2 separate regions of the Homo sapiens genome follow, and region 1 is linked to region 2. Evidence: chromatin contacts called from ENCODE Hi-C or POLR2A ChIA-PET data. All regions are on one chromosome and are shown on one strand. Each heading gives the region's core, a stretch centred on a gene start or an enhancer-like site at or near the end of the contact. The rest is flanking DNA. Distances are from core to core; before and after follow the strand shown.

Region 1 (4,965 bases), core at 2,404-4,903, 37 kb before region 2:
CCTTACCAACACTCCTCCTCTGGACTCAAGCACTCAGTAGATCCAAACCGGCCTTACGTTAGGAAACAAGGTGACAAGAAGGCTACTTCCACATGAAGGGACAGGACTTTACTTGGTGAGATACAAGACTGGGCTGCCCTCTTCACTGTCCCCAATTTTTAGTAGTTAGTAGCAATTCTAACCTCAATATAGAAAGCACACTTAAAGACAAACATAGTAACATGCTGAAGTATACAAATGGCTAAGTCAGACATTAAAAACCTTACAAAAGATTCTATTTCATAGTAATAGTAACAATCTTAAAAGGATAAAATATTCTTCCTTCTTATCAGAGGCAAAGGCTTTTAGATACGCCACTGGTAGGAAAATAAATTGGTACAACTTTACTGGAGGGCAATTTGGCAAAATGTTATTGAAGAGTTTTAAAAGGTGCAAGGCCTCTGACTCATTTCTGCAACTTCCTGTGAATTATACTTTCAGGAATTTACCCTATGGAAACAGACAAGTACACAAAGGTAAGTACATGCAGTGTTACTTACAACAGCAAAGAATTAGAAGTAAAAGTTATCCCACTGAACTAGTTTAATCATTACGTACCCATAAAATGGAAGAACCACGGCAGGCTTTAAAAATAATTGAGGGCCAGGGGTGGTGGCTCACACCTGTAATCCCAGCACTTTGGGAGGTGGTCAAGGTGGCGATCACTTGAGGTCAGGAGTTCAAGACCAGCCTGGCCAACATGGTGAAACCCCATCTCTATTAAAAATATGAAAATCAGCCAGGTACCTGTAATCCCAGCTACTTGGGAGGCTGAGGCACAAGAATTGCTTGAACCTGGGAGGCAGAAGTTGCAGTGAGCTGAGATTATGCCACTGCACTCCAGCCTGGGTGACAGAGCAAGACTCCATATTTAAAAAAAAAAAAACAAAATTGAGATCTATATGCACATGAAAAGATGTTAAAATTTAAAATTAAAAAAAAAAAAACAAAAAAAACACCAACAGGTTACAGAGCAGCATGACCCCATACTCATTTACTTATCTGCCCCAGAGAGAGGGAGAAAACAAGCTAGAATATGAATGAGAATCCCCACCAAGTTAACAGTAGTCATTTCACGTGGTACTGAATTAAGGATAAACTTAATTTTTTTCTTTATAGTCTTGTATTTTCTGCTTTTTGGGGGAATGAACATACATCATATACATCATTAGAACATGACTTTGTATAGATACAGAAATAAATTAGAATCTATGAAGGAAACAAAGATCTTTCTCGCACACACTCATACACACTTCCCTACTACACAATGTAGAATTCCAATATACTAGTTAGAATAAAGTAAAACTAAAAAAGTGGATGAAAGGCCAGGTGCGGTGGCTCAAGCCTGTAATCTCAGCACTTTAAGAGGCTGAGGCGGGCGGATCATGAGGTCAGGAGATCGAGACCATCCTGGCTAATACGGTGAAACCCCGTCTCAACTAAAAATACAAAAAATTAGCCGGGCGTGGCAGGCGCCTGTAGTCCCAGCTACTGGGGAGGCTGAGGCAGTAGAATGGCATGAACCCAGGAGGTGGAGCTTGCAGTGAGCCGAGATCGTGCCACCGCATGCCAGCCTGGGTGACAGAGCGAGACTCCATCTCGGGGGGGGAAGAAAAAAAGTGGATGAAGTGAGACAGAGCACCTGGAACCATGACCTACTTGTTTCTCCAGAGCAATGAACTAGTGACACTCACAACCACTTGTGTGGATCTCATGGGAATGATGCTGAGTGGAAGAAAGCCCATCTCAAAAGTTTACACACTATATGATTCTATTTATTTAACATTCTTGAAGTAATAAAATGTATAGACTTGGAGAACAGATAAGTGTGATGCAATTGCATAGAGCTATATGCATATCCACACAAACTGTAAAACTGGTGAAATCTGAACAAGCCCTGTGGATTATACCAATGTCAATGCTCTGGTTTTGATATTGTATATAGTTATGTGAGAGGTTACCACTGGGGATATGGGTGAAAGGTACATGGGTTCTCCTGTACTCATTTCAGCAACTTCCTGTGAATTAATTAATTTCAAAATAAACAAAACAAAGTAAGGCAACATAAGACTTCTATAGCGTAAGACCTCTTGCACTCCCCCTCAGTATACCCTTAGGTTGTCTATAAGGCCCTTTTCATTCTACCAAAGCTTGTTTCTCTAGTCTTACTTCCTACCATTCCTCTTTATCTCCACCTCTTAAAGTCACACTGAACTTGTCACTGTTTTCTGAACATGCCATAGGTTGTTTCAAATTCTGTTCCCTTTCACACTTTGCCTGCCAAAAACCTTAAAAATCAGCTTAAACGTCACTTCAAACCTGTCATCTCTGTATCTGTCTCTGACAGACGTAGGAACTGCTTTATCCTCTTGGTTCCCACAGAATTTTATCTGCGCCCCCAAGTCCCTCTATATTATATTATTTACATGTGTATCTCCTCTACTGGATTATATACTTTTTTAAGAACGGGGACAAGGTTTGACTCCTATGCCTATCTGCCCACACAGAGAGGCACTAAAATGTCTGTGGATTCAATCAAACTGGGGATCTCTTGCAAGAGATAATGATGCAAGTAAAGACAGTAGACAACAACAAAGGCAACCATGCATGAGGAAAACGTTAACTCCAATGCGCACCACTGTTAAGTCATCTTTTTAGAAATAATTTTGAAGGGATCTATTTAGCAAAATTTTCCATACCTGTGTTCATTAGTTTACATAACTGAATTGATTCTAACTTACATATAACTAGTTATTGTTAAGAAATGCCTCAAAGAGGCCAGGTGTGGTGGTTCATGCCTGTAATCCCAGCACTTTGGGAGGCCACAGTGGGAGGATCACCAGGTCAGGAGATCAAGACCATCCTGGTCAACATGGGGAAACCATGTCTCTACTAAAAACACAAAAATTAGCTGGGCATGGCAACGCATGCCTGTAATCCCAGCAACTCAGGAGGCTGAGGCAGGAGAACCAGTTGAACCCGGGAGGCGGAGGTTGCGGTGAGCCGAGATCACACCACTACACTCCAGCCTCGCAACAGAGCTAGAGTCTGTTTCAAAAAAAAAAAAAGAAAAAAGAAAAAAAGAAATGCCTTAAAGAGCTCAGATTTGGGGGGAATGATGAGGCTTAAATTATTATTTTTTGTTTTTTTTGAGTTTCTTTAAACCCAATCTTTAACAAAAGAATCATTTTAAACAAGAGTCCTCTAAATATTTACCCATTTATATTTACTGCCTGAAATATCAATTCATTCTACAAGAAGAGATTAAATGACCTTGTTGAAAAAAGAAAGTTCTATATCAAAGTAAATGAAGACCAAGATGTGAAATGGAATCTAAAAGTGAACTGACAGATACTGTTGGTGCCAAGTATTTGATAATAAGAACAATTCTATTATCACATTAATTCCAGTGATAAATGCTTTCTACCTCCCCCAACCCCCACCTCTTTACTAAAGAAAATGTCTGCATAGTCTAAGCTGAATGATCATGGACTAAGGAAAGTCTATTAATAACCTTCTGGTGTCCAAGATTACTGTAAACAAGTTTAGTAACCATGAGTCACTGTTAAATGGCCATGCTATGAAGAGGCTACTCCCTTTCCCCCCTCTTAAAATATGTCAGCAAACTTACTCCTCTCATGAAATGAGTGAATATAGCTATTCAACCCTGTGAACACAAGCATTCATCGTAAGGAAGGGAACCACCTATAAGCTGAGCAAGGCAGCCATACCTCCTTTATACAGCATGTGGTGGGCGAAGAGTGCGTAAATAGTCCCCACATACACCACATCTGTTTGGTTGTTGGCAGTGAAAGACTAAGTCCCACCCCACCCCTGCCCCTAGTTACCTAAAAATAAGGATGGTAACATTAACCGCTTTTTTAAAATGTAAGAAAATTAGTTTTGTATGAATTCTTTTAAAAGAATTAGTCTCCTAAGAGACTAATCTATTTGTATCATACACAATTCTTAATGTGGTAACTATGTACCATATAAAACAAATACAAATACCAACATATAACAAATAAAGGAATAAACACTCAAATGTTATATTTATCATTTTGTCTGTGAGATCACAAGAAATGGATGGAAAAAGCCCAGGGACATAATGAATAAAGTGGAAAAAGGCATAATTTTACCATGGATTTGGCAGAGCTAGGTGTGAATTCCGTCTTTGACTCTAATATAATGAGTCAAAGTAATAAGCCTAGTAAATAACAGCTTTCTTCATCTGGATCACGGGAAACCAGAATCAATTCTATCTCAAAATAAGATGGGGGACTCTATACAAAGGCACCTTGCAAAGTATGGTGGTATATCGATGTAAGGATATGTCAACAGTGCAAAGCTTGAATTCCTTCTAGAATACTTAACTAAGTGGTCACCTAGTCCATGTCAATACCTCTTCAGAAACAGAAAACTTGCTGTCTTCTGAAAAAGTCAGCTTCCACTTACTGTTTTTCCTAATATCAAGACAAAATTGGACTTCTTGTTTTATTTCCACTCATGGGTCTGAATTCTACCTCCTGCCACGATCAGTTCGAATCCTTTTGTTACATTATATGGTCTCCCAAATACATTTTACTAAGAGCAAATCCGCCCTACAACATTACTCTGCTCAAATCTTCTCCCTAGGCTGTACCTCACATCTTGAGGTCATTCAACTGTTCCTCACAGTAGAGTTTTGAATTTCTATGTCAGCCTGGTCACTCCTCTCTTGGCACACTGCAGTTTCTCTACATCCTCAAGTGTGGACTTGCCTATACAGAGTAGAAGATAATCGCTGAATTTCAATAGTGTATTTCAAGTATTGCAATCTAGCCTTCCAATGGCCTTTCTGGGTGCTTTATGGTTTCTAAGCCACATCTGCCCCAGTTGGTACATAAACAGTCTTTTTTTATTCACTACTGAGTTATAAATGACATA
Region 2 (5,184 bases), core at 166-2,665:
CAGAAAACGGGAACTTCAGCTATTTCTAGACAAATTAGCACTGTATTTTAAAATACAAAAGGTTAATCAATGTCCACATTTTAAAAATATCTATTTTCCTTCTGGTTAAATTTACTCTCACTTGCTACAAGGCTGTGTAAACATAGTCCATATGATCATGGGCAAACATCACAGCCTCACCCACATTTCGGTAAATAAGAAAAGCAAACAGTGAATCCTGCTCTTTTATAGAGATAATTCCTTTAAAAGAATACCTAAACAAATGAGAAAACTTGAAAGTTCAAGTATGGGGAAAAGGCCTTCCATAAAATTATTTTTGTGTCAAAGAATTAAGGTAGATTGGAAATGCTATGGTTCTAAAGTCATACCTGAGAGTGGTGAAATGATTTTTAGTTTTTCCTTTTAGTCATTCCAATGAATAACTATTCTGAAAAAAAGTTTTATTTGCAAAATTTATAACCTTAAACTTATTTCTACAGCATCAGATGTAAACCTGGAAAATCACTCTCCTTCAAGGTCTAAGCATTGCTATTTCTGTTCTGGCCAAATGCCCACAAAAGCACAAACATGCCACAAAACCAGCCTGAGCTAAACCACCATAGTAGGAGATTGGAAGGTTTCTTTTTAAACTGCTCAAAGGCTGTCGTATGGTGGTATTTAGTGTAAACAGACTTTTTCCAGCAGCAGTATTTAGAGTCACAGAATGCACAAGTACACAGCCCTGTAGATGATCACATAGAACATTCTACCCAAGGATAATTTCTGCTGAGAATTTTCCTAACCAATCAACATATTCTTTCCACTCCACTCCTCCACATCAACACACTAACTGGCATATGAAGCCTTGATCCTGATGAAATAATGAGGCTAAACAACACTGAACTTCAGAGGAAGTAACCAAACCTCATTTGCCAACTGACTGGTATGATCAAATATAAAAGCTCTTGCTTGTGTTTTTGGAGGAAAAAAGTTCCCAATCATACAGCCTAAACTCAGCTCATAAACCAAAAGATGAGAACTAAATGGCATGAATGATAAGTGGTACATATTCGCTAGGTGTTTCAGGACTTAGAATACAGCTGGGGAGAAAGGCACAAATACAGAAGACTTAAATCCATGGAAGACTAATAGGTACAGACAGGGCACTGTGTGCTGAAGGTCCCAGACTTCAGCGGAGACGTTTCTTGAACTGCGTTGTGTAGAATGAAAAATTTGGATAAGGGTCAGAAAATGTTTCACTGGAAGACTTTATGCAACAGTCTGAAGCATGATAAGGCGAGAAAAATGACTTTGTAATTTCGTCAAGCTCTGATGGGTAATAAAGTATCGGGTGAAAAAGCAGGCAGAAGGTGAAAAACCCAAGTGCTGTTTACAGAATAACCACATACCTTCTTTTATTGCTCAAAGAACATTCCACACTTTATGGAGTGGTGCTTTCCAGGTAAGTGTTGACATCATAATATAGTCAAACTGGAAAACTTGCTTTTTAATCTCAAAGCAGTATCTAAAATGCACAACAAAAGCATCTTATATCCAAGGGAACATAAAAATTTAAGTTTTAGTGAGAGGCCTAAAACCATTCAGGAAGAGGTACAATGGATACATTTACTTACATTAAAAACTTATTTTCCTCTACAAAAATTTTGAACATGGCATTTTATTTTTCCTTTACTATTTTGGCAGAAGAATATTACTAACACAAGTTAATGTGAGGACTAAACAAAATATTCGTGACAGCGCTCTGTAATCTCTAACAAACAGAGATGATCATTTTCGTGCAGGCCTCAAAAATCTATCCTTTGGATTTTTCTATCTCCCCAAATGCTGGGGTTATTGTTAACCATACGGCCAATCTCTCAGACTCATAGTGGCTTGAAAAGGAAGTTACATTGTTTAAAATTAGATTTTCTGCAGGTGTCCTGAGAGGGTAGCGGGGAGACAGGGTGAGCTTGTTCCATAACAGTGGGAGAACAGCAATCCAGGCACTGAAGTTTTGTCAAACTAAAATGACAGTAGCCATGATTCTGATAGTGGCTTTTAAGCCCATTCTAAGATCTGCAGCAGGTGAGGGTCTATCTTCTCTTCAGCCCAAACACCTCACTCTTATCAGTTTTACATATTGGGTTTCAGTGTCATCAATTTAAAAAATTTTTTCTAAAAATTACTTTAAAACTGTGTCTATTAAAAATGTCTGCATGTTGGGTGCAGAACTAGTTTCTGAGGAAAACACTAACCTGGACTCCAAGTCAACTTATGTAACTAGATTTGAAATCAAGTCCTGGTTAAGTTTTGAAAGGCAGATATTAGTGTTGGTTGCCATTCGAGCCAACTGTTAAAGCCAGAGCAGCTACCAGACACTCTAACCTTGGACCTCTCTGGTACTCAATTTTAATTAAAAGGTTGGCAGCATGAATCATTATAAAGGGCCACTTCCACAGCTCCAGAGCATCAGAAAAATGATTTAATTAAACTGCACTCTGGCCTAATACTATGTCTTTTACGTCTTGTACTAAGATACCTTAAACTTGAACTCAGGTACTTCATTTTTACAGACACTGTTGAGATCAGAGAAGGGTCAAGTTTTTGAGATTTTTTGACTCCCCTCCTTCCCCTCCTCCTGACCACGATTTGAGAAGTATATTAAGGACCCAGAGCTCGCATTAATAAAGGATCCACAGGGTCTCGATTACAGAAAATTATGCTTCTCCTAAGTGGTTGGCTTTCTTTTTATCTCATAAACTGTCTTGGATTTGCTCTTTCTTTCTTTGTTCTGGCTACTCAAAACTCAAAGCCAAATGTGTAGCTAGTGTAAAAGACATGCATTTGATACTAACCTTGTCCTGAGAATAATTTCATCTCTCCACTTTTTCCATTGCTTTTTATCTAACTCTCTGGGGTGACGTGGAAGATGAGACAGAAGGGGAGAAGAAAAAAAGAGAGAAGGAAACATATCCCTAATTTTCTCCATTTCCCTAAAATGACAGGCAAAGGACATGAAAAAATCTAATTTTAGCACGAGGGTGTAGCTTTTATCCTTACCACCATGCTAAATTTGTTAAATACTGTAAGATCTAGCATGTCAATATTCTCACTGCTGTAGAAATAGGTAACAATGTTACAGGGACATCCTGTCTGGGAAGAGATTACTACATTAAGTCAAACAGAGAAAATGTGGTAAAGCCATCAACATGTACAATGTGCAGCAAAAGAGGAGACTTCCACCATTTTTCTTGAGAGTCAAATACTTTCTATCCATGAGTAACAGCATACCAGCCCATGTGAACATGAGAGATGGTCGGCATAACTCTTCCATCTCTCAAAGAGCCCCTATGCAGTGTGCAATAACTGCTTAGTTGGTGTCGTTCTCCTTTCTGGTAAGTAAAGATGAATGAAAATACTTCCAAGTTTCTCAACATACTTTTCAAGCCCCTATTACATGCAAGCCATTACAGATATTAAAGTCTAAATGGTCTTTATATAAAAATATTTTTTTTGTTGTTGGGCATGGTAGCTCATGCCTGTAATCCCAGCACTTTGGGAGGCTGAGGTAGGTGGACTGGTTAAGCACAGGAGTTCAAGACCAGCCTGGGCACCACAGTGAGACCTGGTCTCTATAAAAAAATTTAAAACTTAGCTGAGTGTGGTGATGCGCACCTAGGGTTCCAGCTACTTGGGAGCCTGGGGTAGGAGGACTGCTTGAGCCAGTGAGGTCAAGGCTGCAGTGAGCCATGACTGCACCACTGCACTCCAGCCTGGGTGACAGAAGGAGACTCTGTCCCCCCCATCCCCCCAAATTATTTTTTAACTAGGTATACAAACCATTCATAAATTAAAATAATGGCTGAGCTGGGAGCAGTGGCTCATGCCTATAATCCCAGCACTTTGGGAGGCCGAGGCGGACGGATCACTTGAGGCCAGGAGTTCAAGACCAGCCTGGCCAACATGGTGAAACCCCATCTCTACTAAAAATACAAAAATAAGCCAGGCGTGGTGGCAAGTGCCTGTAATCCCAGCTGCTCAGGAGGCTGAGGCAGGAGAATTGCTTGAACCCGGGAGGCAGAGGTTGCAGTGAGCCGAGACTGCACCACTGCACTCCAGCCTGGGTGACAGAGCGACAACTCTCTCTCAAAAATAAAAAAATAAATAAAATAATGGCTGAGCTCTACTTGTAAACTGCGATTCCACATTCTACTCCAAACTCTCTAAGGAAATTAAGGAAAACAACAAGAATTCAAGGGGTATCAGGGCAGGCGACCAGCAAAGAGCACAATGTAAATGAAAAACAAGCCGATGAGATAAGCCAAAATGCTACCCAATCAACAAGTATTGGTCACTTGATGCTTTCCTATGATTCAACAGAAAACACAACCCCACCACCGCCACCAAATATTGGTGGTTTAGACCAGCAGACTAATAATGCAGAACAGTGTTCCACCCGGGTGGGGCACATATTCCAGTTCCTCCCTCCACAGTTGAGAGAATGTAAGTGCAGTGACTCCTTCGTCGGGGTGGAATGCCTCTGGGATCCTGTGGGCCAGCTCTTTAGACTCCCTCAGGCCTTCATGATACCTGTGGCCAAAAGCCCTAAAGCAGGGCCTACATTTAAGACTAACATGAGGACTAAAGGACAAAATAACAGGAATGAAGATGTGGTCTGGGTCAAATAACCAAGAAGTCTATGGATGTTTGATTTTGGACACCTAAACAAATGAGAGGGGAAGACGACAGACTCCACCAATCCTCGGAAGGGTCATAGGGTCATTCTATATCACCCCCAGAACCATTTCTTTCTGGCAACTCCCCCACTCACACATACCACTCACATAGCTCCAGTGGGTGGTACTATGGCCTTACCTGACCACATCCCTGCTGGCCTCAACAACCTAACCGAGAGGTTAGGGAGGGGCAAGCTAGACACTGAACAGGAAGTCAGTCTATCCAAAGGCTGAAGTTCCATGATACATATTTAGGAAATGCAGGTGGCCAGATTTTCTATCAGGTGGAAAAAACTAGTCTGCACAGAGATCAAGGGGCGAATAAGCAAGGAAATGCAGTAGGAAACAGACAGTCTTAAAAGTGCCTGTATTCTTGGTTCCAGCTTTTGAGACCCAGATGCACCTCTTCCTTTTCCCCAAAATAAAATTTTACTAAATCTCTGTTTTGTTGGAAAAAATGAGTTCCAAT

Evidence for each region. Hi-C counts contacts between places; a loop is a spot of excess contacts on that map. ChIA-PET counts read pairs that join two places held with the same protein, here RNA polymerase II (POLR2A). Pooled maps may share reads with other maps.
Region 1: a map of PC-3 shows a loop between it and region 2 (3-fold over the local background). The contact joins two enhancer-like sites. A Hi-C loop is called at or near these places in 6 of 168 maps with a recorded cell type or tissue (CD4-positive, alpha-beta memory T cell, HepG2, PC-3 and 3 more), 1 of 37 single-sample maps with no recorded cell type and 9 of 50 pooled maps. POLR2A ChIA-PET finds 5 or more read pairs at or near these places in 19 of 52 experiments (A673, CD4-positive, alpha-beta T cell, CD4-positive, alpha-beta memory T cell and 14 more).

Annotation. Positions count from the first base shown.
Region 1 is chr2:230,773,384-230,778,348 of GRCh38, reverse strand. The region is part of intron 2 of CAB39 (calcium binding protein 39); the gene reads right to left. Among named protein-coding and RNA genes, the nearest start is that of CAB39, 63 kb to the right of the region's middle. RefSeq lists an enhancer at 3,461-3,755. Within about 2 kb of position 3,653, at least 5 of the 41 ENCODE cell types and tissues checked have a DNase peak (open chromatin) inside an H3K27ac peak, as active enhancers do; they include PC-3 and PC-9, where a contact is called at or near this core.
Region 2 is chr2:230,734,127-230,739,310 of GRCh38, reverse strand. All of the region lies in intron 1 of CAB39 (calcium binding protein 39), which reads right to left. Among named protein-coding and RNA genes, the nearest start is that of CAB39, 24 kb to the right of the region's middle. Within about 2 kb of position 1,415, at least 6 of the 41 ENCODE cell types and tissues checked have a DNase peak (open chromatin) inside an H3K27ac peak, as active enhancers do; they include PC-3 and PC-9, where a contact is called at or near this core.